Linked DNA regions of Mus musculus: region 2 is linked to region 1. The links are chromatin loops, found by intact Hi-C in ENCODE. Cell type or tissue: gastrocnemius. All regions are shown on one strand. Region 1 overlaps Pla2g6 (phospholipase A2, group VI). Region 2 overlaps Baiap2l2 (BAI1-associated protein 2-like 2).

Region 1 (5,000 bases):
ACCATCTGTAATGGAATTTGATGTCCTCTTCTGGTGCGTCTGAAGTCGGTGACAGTGTACTCACATACATAAAATAAAAAATAAATCTTTTTTTTTTTTAAAGAAGGTGTGGGTTGCCGTGTAGGTACTGGAAGCTGAGCCCGAGTCCTCTTCAGGAGTATCAAGTGCTCTTAACTTCCTGGAATCTCTCCAGCTTTGAGGGCAGTGGCAGTGACCCGCCCCAGGCAGCTATGCCCAAGGGACCATGGCAGACACTGTTCAGTGTGGCGTGTTGCTGAATCCAATTGCTCATGGGGCAGATGCCTTTCCTCCTGCACCCTGTAGGAAGTCAGGGGACCTGTGCCCTACAGTGTGACACCAGCCATGAGACTGCCATGAGACTGTCATGTTGTCTAAGGGCTCCTTCTGTTGGCTTACAGCATTTCCCCTCCCTAGGGGTTGCTTGTCTTGTTAAATGTAATTATGGTGGCATGCTTAAGAGGGATTTCCAAGGCATCCAATAGAATGATATAACTAAGAATATCCTGGAAGGAATTGCCTCCTGAGCACTGAGTTTACGTGTGTGTGTGTGTGTGTGTGTGTGTGTGTGTGTGTGTGTGTGTGTGTATGTGTGTGTACACATGAATAAGTGTGGCCTGTGTAGAGGGTGTGCTCTCCTGGGCAGCGTGAACAGATACAAAAGTGGCAGGAAGTCAAGTGACAGCAGGGGCCTGGTACTTGGATTGGACCTCAGGTCCTCAGCCTGGAGCCATGGAGGTGGGGTGGGGTGGACAGGGATAGGTGTCAGCTGCTCAGGAGGGTGACCCCAGTAATCTAATCATGAGACGTGCTGTGGGAATTGGCGGGCAGTCCTGTGTGTTTGGGTGTGCTCCTGAAAGCCCCTACAGCCATTACCTGAGACAAGAAGGCTCAGGTGTTCTGGCCTGGTTCTCCTCCCTCCATGCTTGTCTGTGTCAGGTGGAGGCAGTTTCATCTCTAAAAAGGCTGAAACACTGAGAACCGATGTTGGAACCATGCTGGGCAGTAAAACTGATTTTCCCAGAGGAACCAACCAGTCCCAAGAGCAGCAGTGCTGGAGGAAGGGTCTCCTGGTGGGGGAGCAGGTGGTCCTTGGAGGAAAGCCAGAGGCTGGGTTCACCCGCCTTGCTTTGTGGTGTGAGAGCCAGATGTGCGGGGGCATGGGATCCCTGTCCCACTGCCTTAGGGACGCAGGCTGGTGGCTCACAGATGTCCATTGATTTGTTCACTTACATCAAACAGCTGCTGGAAGTGGGTGCCATGCACCCTAAGGAATCAAAGCAGTGCCACGGTCCTTTGTGAGGGACCCCATGGAGTAGGGTTGCCAAGGGGAAAGGCTGAGGGGAGAAAAGAGCTTTCTGGAGGAAGTGGCCTCCAAACTGGTTCTTGAGAGACAAGAAAGGGGAGGTTTATTTGAGTGCATATCCTTTGTCTATTATGAGAGAGATGTTAAGTGGGGGTAGGAGTGATACAGGCCAGGGAGTGAAGGTGCAGGAGCGCCCAAGGACACTGAGGCACACATGTGACCTGTCTGCTGGGACTGAATGACTAGAGTCACGTCAGGGGGCTGGAGTGCAGGCTGGGCCTTTTCTGAGGATTCTGATACATTCTCTAGAGTTTGGGCTTTCTGAAGTATTGGAGATCCATATGGCATAGAGTCCATCAGCAGTGAGGTACTGTCATTCCACCGGGAGATATGGCCATTCAGTTTGTAGTCTGTGTGCTAGACAGCCATAGAGGAGCCATGTGTGTAAGGCTAGACCATGACCTAGACTCATGTACCTCCATTTTGAACCACGTTGAGTGCCGGCTTGTAGGGAGGGGTCAGTCCACTGCTTACTCTGCCTTTGGAGTGAGAGTGGACTCAGAATGAGGAGTGGGGGTTGGGGGGGGCTCGCATGAGCAGGGAGGACATTCTGGGTTTTGTAGAATGGACTGGATGGATCATGGCTCCCGCCAAGCAGTTTCTACCTGCAAGCATCCAAAAGGGAGGAGGGAAGGTGAACAGCCTGGCAGCCTTGCCAGGAGAGTGACCCTCAGAGTGAGAGCAGTCTTCCTGAGACCCGCCCTTCACCACGGCAGAGGTGGATGCAGACCTCCTTCAGCCAGTCCAGGTGACAGTGATCACCCATGGTGGCCATGCATGCCTCTGTCCTCCCAGCTGTGACCCCTGCTGTGCATGCCAGGAGGGCCTCTCCCCACCCCCCTCAGCTGTCTTCTGTCTTTCCTTAGAACTCAAGTCCTGTCCTCCAGTGTCCTTCCCCAGGGACCACACACTCTGAGCCTGGCCCTCATGGACCCAAGTAGCCCCTCCTGGGGGGCTCACTGAAGACCCTTCCATGGTCCCTCCAGGGCTCTTGTTTGGTTTTCATTTTGGTGGCCAGAGTGTATTTCTATAGTTTGTCATCTGAACCCTCCATCTGAGGCCCTCTCTGGATGGATCTCTCCATCTCTGATGTGAGTATACTCTTCTCTGGTCTTGTCTTCCGTTCCTCCAGGAGAGCTGTAGATGTCCACAGACACCATCTGCCTTCCAGAAGCAAACCAAGGCGGCACACTGACAGGGAATGGGTTAGAGACAAGGGGAGAAGCCACAGATCTTAACCTTAGGCTGCATGAAGGGTCGTCACCGGCACTGGCACCATGAATGGCTTGGCTTGGCCCTTTTCAGTTGTGGCATCTCTGGCTGGAAACAGGGGTTCTGTGTCAGATGACCTCATCTAGGAGCCAGCTCTGGGGCAGAGCAGTAGTGACAGTTGTCAGCAGTAGAAAACAATGTTACAGGAATGTAAAAACTGTGAGACTAAGCCCCAAGAGGTTTGAGGGAGGCCCCCAGTGGAAGATTCCTTAGCTGCCCTGATGGCAGCCTGGCCGAGATGGTAGCGGCAGGATGCCAAGAAGTAGGCACATAAATGCTTTGTAGCATTCCTGCCTGGCCCTGCCATGCTTGTTCCAGGATGTGTGTGGCCCATGGGTCCACAGAGTTCATTTCCTCTCTTCCACCTGAAGAGAACAATGGCTGCTGGTGGTGTTGTCACAGTGGGTTGGCGTCTGGCCTTTTCCTTAGTTACTGTGTCATATCCTGTATCACACTGGCCCCAGGAGGCTGGACAGAGGCCAGGCCTTTCAACATAGGGGACATGTCTCTGTCAGAGAATGCTGGGGTGAGGACTTCCTCTGAGTGAGGCTGCTGATCCCACAGACAAGTGGATTTAAACCAGTGAGGCTCTTGGGTGCACCCTGCCCCACTTCCTGGAGCACCTCTCTGCATCTGGCCTGGCCTCTGGCACATCTGCATAAAACCACAGAGCCCAGGACTCAGCCTACACCTGCTTTCTATAAAACCATAGTAATTTTGTGTGCCATTTGGAAAATCGAGAACAGCAACAGTGTTACTCATGTAACCAGGACCTTCATCTCCTCCAGATATCCTGGTATGCTTCTCCTGTCTATGCCTTTTTTAGTTTTGGATTTAATTTACATTTTTATTTGTGTCGGGGTAGGGGTGGGGGAAGGGAAGAATGGTGCGCTATCTCACCAGTCCCTTTTTTTTTTTTTTTTAAAAGAAGTTTGTGCAAAATACTTACTCAGTTAAATTTCCTCACAAGAATCTTGAATGGAGCCAAGCTTGGCACTAGGGTGAGAGACCTTGGGAGCCTCCTGAAGAAGCTTAGACTCTGGAGCTGCTCGCCTTGGACTGTAGCACTCGTCCCTGTCCCTGTCAGCTGTGTGACCTTGGGAATGGCCCGCTGCCTTTCTGTGCCTTAGCTTCCTCCCACTCGAAGCGAGGATAACCGTGTGGGAGGGTGGCTGTGCAGAGGAAGTGATACGAGCTTAGGATGGGGCGGAGGGAGGTGCCAGGTGTGCCCAGGCTGACAGTCACTCAGAATCTGTCAGAGAAACAGTTCAGTTGGTAAAGAGCAGCTCTCACAAGCCGGAGGACCCGAGCCCAGTCCTCAGTGGTGGTGTGTGCTGATGATTCTGCAGCTGGGGAAGTCCCCAGAACTCGCATGACAAGTTAGTTAACTCCAGGAGCTGCTGAGGAGGCCTTATCTCAAAATCCTGAGCAATGGCAGCTGAGGTTGACCTCTGGCCTCTGTGCACATTTACACACACACACACACACACACACACACATCTGAACATGCACATCCCAGTGACATACACACACAGAGTGCTTGCTGGGGTATAAAAGGAAAGATTTTTGTTGTTACTTGAGACAAGGCTACTCTGTCCTAGAGCTCACTGTGAGACCAGACTGGATCCAACCGCTTTAGATTCCTAAGGGCTGGGATCATAATGTGAACCATCATACCCTGTAAGATTGTCTTCTTGCCAAGGGCAGTAGATTATTCAGTGGGTAAAGGCATTTGCTACCTAGCCCGACAACTTGAGTTTGATTCTTGGCACCTACATGATGGAAAGATGCAGGGGCCACAGCACACGGATTCCTGCCACTGGCTGACACAGCACACACACTTCGACGTTTGTGCACTCATTTATTTGTTTGTGTGTTTTAATCCCGAGCTGGGGTTTCTACCCCTCCTTTGACTGCTTGCTTAGTTCCCAGATAAAAGAAACACATGACCTTTATATCTACAGTAAGCAAGCCTTAAACAGCACAAGAGCTGGGCAGCTGTCTGCCCTCCATGCTGTTAAACTCTACTTTCCGATCGATAGATAACCCCGAGTTATCAGTTACTATGTTTCATCTGGGCTGCCCTTAACTCCAGTTGGCCAGCCCTCAGGGCTGCGTTTTTTTATGGCTCACTTAACCCATGGAGGCTTCTCTTCTTCTTCCTCTAGGTTCTCCTCTGACCCCTAGCTAGGGGATCCTAAACCCCACCTCTGTCTCTTCTGCCCAGCTATTGACTGTTGGCATCTTTATTTACCAATCAGAAATAGCTTGGGGACAGGGTCACAGGTCTATGTACAGAGTCCAGGGCTGCACTTAGCATTGCAACAGACAGCAAGACCAAACC
Region 2 (5,000 bases), 54 kb after region 1:
ATAGGCACGAGAACACAGGCAGAGCGCACATGAGCAGTGAAAAAAGAGACTCGGCTTTGCTGCCACGCTGATTAGCCCCCTGAGGGGCGTGATAAGGGACTTCTGCAGCTGGAGGGTCAGGCCAAGCTGCTCTGCTTCCCACTCATGCCCACTCGTGGAGTTCTGTGGCTTTCTGTGTCACGGTCTCCACAGGCAGGCTCTCCCTGTTAAAGTGTTCTGAGCGTGTCCAGTGTGTTAGCTTGGTCCATTTAAAATATTCTGTGGCTTCCCAAGAGGTTCAAGGCTATTTCTACACTTCTACCATTCACTGTCTTTACTGATGCTCTGGTCACAGAGTGGCTTTGGTTTCAGGACCTGCCCAACCCCACACCTTCCCTAAGCTCCGTGGTTTATATTGGCTGGTTGGGCTGAGATAGGGGTGTGCAGAACACCCAGATGTGTCTGCCCGGAAATCGCAGGATGGACAAGCATGTTAGGTGTAAGGAGCTCTGCACCTGACCAGTAGTCCCGCCAGCAGAAACACTCGGTATTCTAGAGTGATCCACGTTTCTTTTCTTTTCTTTTCTTTTCTTTTCTTTTCTTTTCTTTCTTTTTTTTTTTTTTTTTTTTTTGGTTTTTTGAGACAGGGTTTCTCTGTGTAGCTAGCCCTGGCTGTCCTGGAACTCTCTTTGTAGACCAGGCTGGCCTTGAACTCAGAAATCCGCCTGCCTCTGCCTCCCGAGTGCTGGGATTAAAGGTGGCTCAGTGGTTAAGAGCACCAACTGCGCTTCCAGAGGTCCTGAGTTCAAATGATCCACATTTCTATTTCTTGTTTTTATAAAGATTCCCCGGGCACAGGTTGGCGGTGGCAGGTGTGGTTCAAGGGCTAGACTGGCACTGGCAGACCAGTCACGACAAGTTCTCAGGAGCAGCCACTGGAGAACCTTCAGCTTGTGCTAGTATACTAACTCTCAGCACCTGGGTTCCCAGAATTCCTTTTCTGTGTGGTATCTTCGCCCCAGGGGAAGGGCCCAGGGCAGCAGGAAGTCTTACACAGGGGAAGAAAGGATACAGGAAGACATGCTGAGCTGTCGGAAGTGAATGTGACAGAGGGATGGGGGTAAACTTGTTCCCATGAAGCCAATACCCAATGGCTCAGGCCTGACTTCTTCCCAGCATCGGGAGGCCTCAGAGAGGCTGATAGAGGGTATGGGGACATGCCAGGACCCTACCCAGCCCACAGCATCAGAACTCATAAGACCAAGTCCTGGGGAAACCGAAACCCAGCGTAGTAGCATAGCAACTAGTTCAAAGTCACAAAGCAAATTGGAAGCAAAAGGAGAGCAGCTCACACACACACACACACACACACACACACACACACACATATACACACACACATATACATATATACACACATACATATACATATAAATATACATATATATATAATTTGGACTTTTTTGAGGTGGGCAGCATTGTGATAACAAGTAAATCTGTTGGGGTGTTGGGGTCTGGGTCAAAGGGCACCCTGGTCACACCCATCCTGCGCTCCGCTCAGGTGCAGACATTCCACGGAGACTTGCTTCAGCACATGGAGAAGAACACCAAGCTGGACATGCAGTTCATCAAGGTAAGTCTGTCCCTCTGTCCCTCTACCCCAGCCCCTCCCAGGCAGGACACACAGATACCCCTCGCAATAGAAGGGCCACACAGGGCAGCGCCAAGCATTCATCTGACCCAGATTGTACATAGTCCCATCTGGGCCCCTCGGTCCATTACTTTGAGTCCTGACCTCTTTAATGTGCGGATCCCCTGCCTGTCTCTGTCCTACCCCAGGATAGCTGCCAACACTACGAGATTGAGTATCGCCACCGAGCGGCCAACCTGGAGAAGTGCATGTCTGAGCTATGGCGCATGGAACGCAAGAGAGACAAAAACGCGCGGGAGATGAAGGTATGAAAGCGTGAGAGGCTGAGGACAGGTCTCTGGGGGAAACCTAGCACCCTTGTGAGCTGCCCAAAAAGAACACAGCTGTGGGGAGCACAGCTGGATAGTCACCGACGGCCACCCTCAGCATCCCTCCCTTCCTCAGTCTCACTGAGAAAATGAGATCATTGGCCCCGCAGAGCAAACGTTCCACTCACAGCGTGCCTGGAAAGAAGCATTCAGTCCCTGCAAGGTCACTCCCATCCCCGCCTCTGTCTCTGGGATCCAAACCCAAGATTCAACCTTTGCTTCCTTTAGCGCCTTTTAATGAGCTCCGGTCTCTCTCTCCCCTTCCAAGGAGAGCATCACTCATACTCCCATCCCTGTTTCCTTAAACCGCCATCTCTATGGCAACGTCTGCACGCCTCTGTGCAGGGTACCAGAAACAGAGCCATAGTACCCAGGCCAGTGGGTCACAGGGTGAAGATGCAAACTGCGTGTTCAGGGGAGGATTGGAGAGGGACATCTAAGTCAGAAGGGCTCAGACCCCTAGCCAGAATCTTCTCCTGCCCCCAGGAGAGTGTGAACCGGCTGCACGCCCAGATGCAGGCCTTCGTGTCCGAGAGCAAGCGCGCCGCCGAGCTGGAAGAGAAGCGGCGCTACCGCTTCCTGGCTGAGAAGCACCTGCTGCTCTCCAACACTTTCCTGCAGTTCTTGGGCCGGGTGAGTCGGGCTGGGGAGAGCAAGCCACGCCCTCCCGGGGCGGTTGTGCGACTGCGCAGGACGCAGGAGCAGGAACGCTCCTTCCTTCCCCTTTGCTTTCTTTGAGTAGCAATTAATCTCGCCACACTGTTTCTGTGTTCATTTGTATGTATTGTTAATTCATGGTTTGTTTTGCAGACACATGTTTATGCACTCAAATTCAAGTCACTTATTTAATTAGGTCAGAGGATCGTTCTGAGAAGTTGGTTGTCTTTCAACTTTTATTAACTTCCAGGAATCAAACACAGATCCTCAGGCTTTGGCTGCAATCTCCTTTACAAAGGAAAATTTTGCTGTTCCCCATAAAAAAAAATCCTGAATGTATATGCCCACCCTCCTTACATTCGGTGGTAGGTTTGTTCAACAATAAGACATTAATTGTGCCGTCTAAGTGAACCCCTTGAAGCTTTGTGCGGTCTGCAGAACAGTCCGGTCTTCTCAATTCTATTGGATTGCTAATACGTTTGTTTTCTGTATTTAGTTATCATGTTGTTTTGTGCTTTGAGGCTTAAGACTATTAGACCTTTCCCATAAATATCATCTCTCTCTCTCTCTCTCTCTCTCTCTCTCTCTCTCTGTGTGTGTGTGTGTGTGTGTGTGTGTGTGTGTTTGATGTTCTCTTAGTCTGGTTTTATGCTTTTAATTGCACTCTAATTCTAACATTGGTCTTGTTTCTCTTCATGTATGGATTTCTGTTAACAACATGTGGACTAGGTTTTGGCGTTTGACCAGTCTGACAACCTGTGATGATGATGATGGTGGTGATAGTGGTGATGGCGATGATGGTGATTTCCTCTTTTCTCCCTTCTTTTTCCCTATTTCTGGCCTTCCTCCTCCTCTTTTTTCCTTGAGGCAACATCTCATCTAGCCCACGTTGTCTTCTAACCCACTGTGTAGCTAAAGATGAACTTTAACGTTTAACCCTCCTTCCTCTATCTCCAAGTACTGGAGTGACAGGCACGTTGCACCATACACAGGGTCGTGTGGTGCTAGAGACTGAGCCCAGGCGGGACTATCTTCATTCGTGCAGACGGGAGCTCTACCAGCAGAGCTGCATTCGCAGCCCACAGCCTAACTTCTAAATTGGAATTCCACTGCCCCCATTCAAACTGATGCCGGCTACACCTAGGGTGGGGTTCTCAACCTGGGGGTCACGACCCCTTTGGGGTTGACTGATCTTTCACAGGGGTTGCCTGAGACCATTGGAAAGCGCAGATATTTATTTACACTATGATTCGTAATCGTAGCAAAATGACAGTTATGAAGTAGCAGCAAAAATAACTATGGCTGAGGGTCACCACAACATGAGGAACTGTATTAAAGGGTTGCAGCATTAGGAAGGTTGAGAACCACTGGTCTAGGGTGTATCTTCCTAACTGACCTGAGCTGACTGTGTACCCCACTTGTCCTTCCTTCCCTCACCCCTCATTCTTATCAGCCTGGTTGAGTCACTGTGTCCTCATACTGCCCTCTCTGTCATTCCCACAGTCATGGATACATCATTTCTTATATTCTCTCAAGGGATGCTATGGCCATCCCCCCACTCACCACAGATGACTAGCTGTTTTCTGTTAGATGTACAGTACACAACATAACCACAAATCAAGTGTAGAGCCCAACCCAGTTCCCTGCTGCCACTCCCCATCTGGTCCTCTGCTCTGCACGACCCCTGATCACTTCCTGTCTCAGGAGAGTGGCCCATTGTGGGCATTCATAGCAAAGGAGCCATTGGAGGTGGGGCCCTTGTTACTGGCTTTCCTCTCCCTGCAGAAGTGAGTTCCATTGTCTGGATGTCCAATCCCTGCTGGTTGCTGGAGGAAGGAGGCTATTCTTTGAAACATCCTTAATAGAGCCACTGTGTGGCAGGTTCTCATTTCCCTTGGGTATTCAGCTATGGGAGTGTGTGGTCCTATGATAGTGTCACATTCAACCATTTGAGAAACTTCCTGATACTCGTCCTAAGTCCTACACCATTTTGCCTGTCAGTTTGTGATCTTGCCACATCCTCACCTGCCCCTTATTACAGTCATTTTGCTTTTAGCCATTGTCTTACTTAGGGTTTTATTGTTCAAAATAGACACCATGACCACAGCCACTCTTATAAAGGACAACATTTAATTGGGGCTGCCTTACACTTTCAGAGGTTCAGTCCATTATCATGGCGGGAAGCATGGCATCATGCGGGCAGACATGGTGCTGGAGGAGCCTAGAGTTCTACATCTTCATTCAAAGGCAGCCAGGAGGAGGGTCTCTTCTGCTCTGGGCGGAGCTTGAGCACTAGAAGCCCTCAAAGCCCACCTACACAGTGACACACTTGCTCCAACAAGGCC

What was found. A loop is a pair of places that touch in the nucleus more often than their neighbours do. Peaks named below come from ENCODE experiments on the same cell type or tissue, not always from the same donor. Only the 100,000 strongest peaks of a DNase experiment are listed, where the experiment ranks them.
Region 2: it touches region 1 in a loop (2.1-fold over the local background); 2 of 42 quality-filtered maps call a loop at or near these places.

The regions. Positions count from the first base shown.
Region 1 is chr15:79,321,727-79,326,726 of GRCm38, reverse strand. All of the region lies in intron 1 of Pla2g6 (phospholipase A2, group VI), which reads left to right. Among named protein-coding and RNA genes, the nearest start is that of Pla2g6, 4.1 kb to the left of the region's middle. In gastrocnemius, no CTCF peak of the experiment used is centred here; DNase peaks (open chromatin) are centred at 253, 1,155 and 3,050; H3K27ac peaks cover 2,906 bases.
Region 2 is chr15:79,268,137-79,273,136 of GRCm38, reverse strand. Baiap2l2 (BAI1-associated protein 2-like 2) reads left to right here. Exons shown (of 14, transcript NM_177580.3): 5 at 1,541-1,612; 6 at 1,819-1,935; 7 at 2,485-2,631. Among named protein-coding and RNA genes, the nearest start is that of Baiap2l2, 15 kb to the left of the region's middle. In gastrocnemius, a CTCF peak has its summit at 1,868; DNase peaks (open chromatin) are centred at 1,852 and 2,640; H3K4me3 peaks cover 1,482 bases; H3K27ac peaks cover 1,480 bases.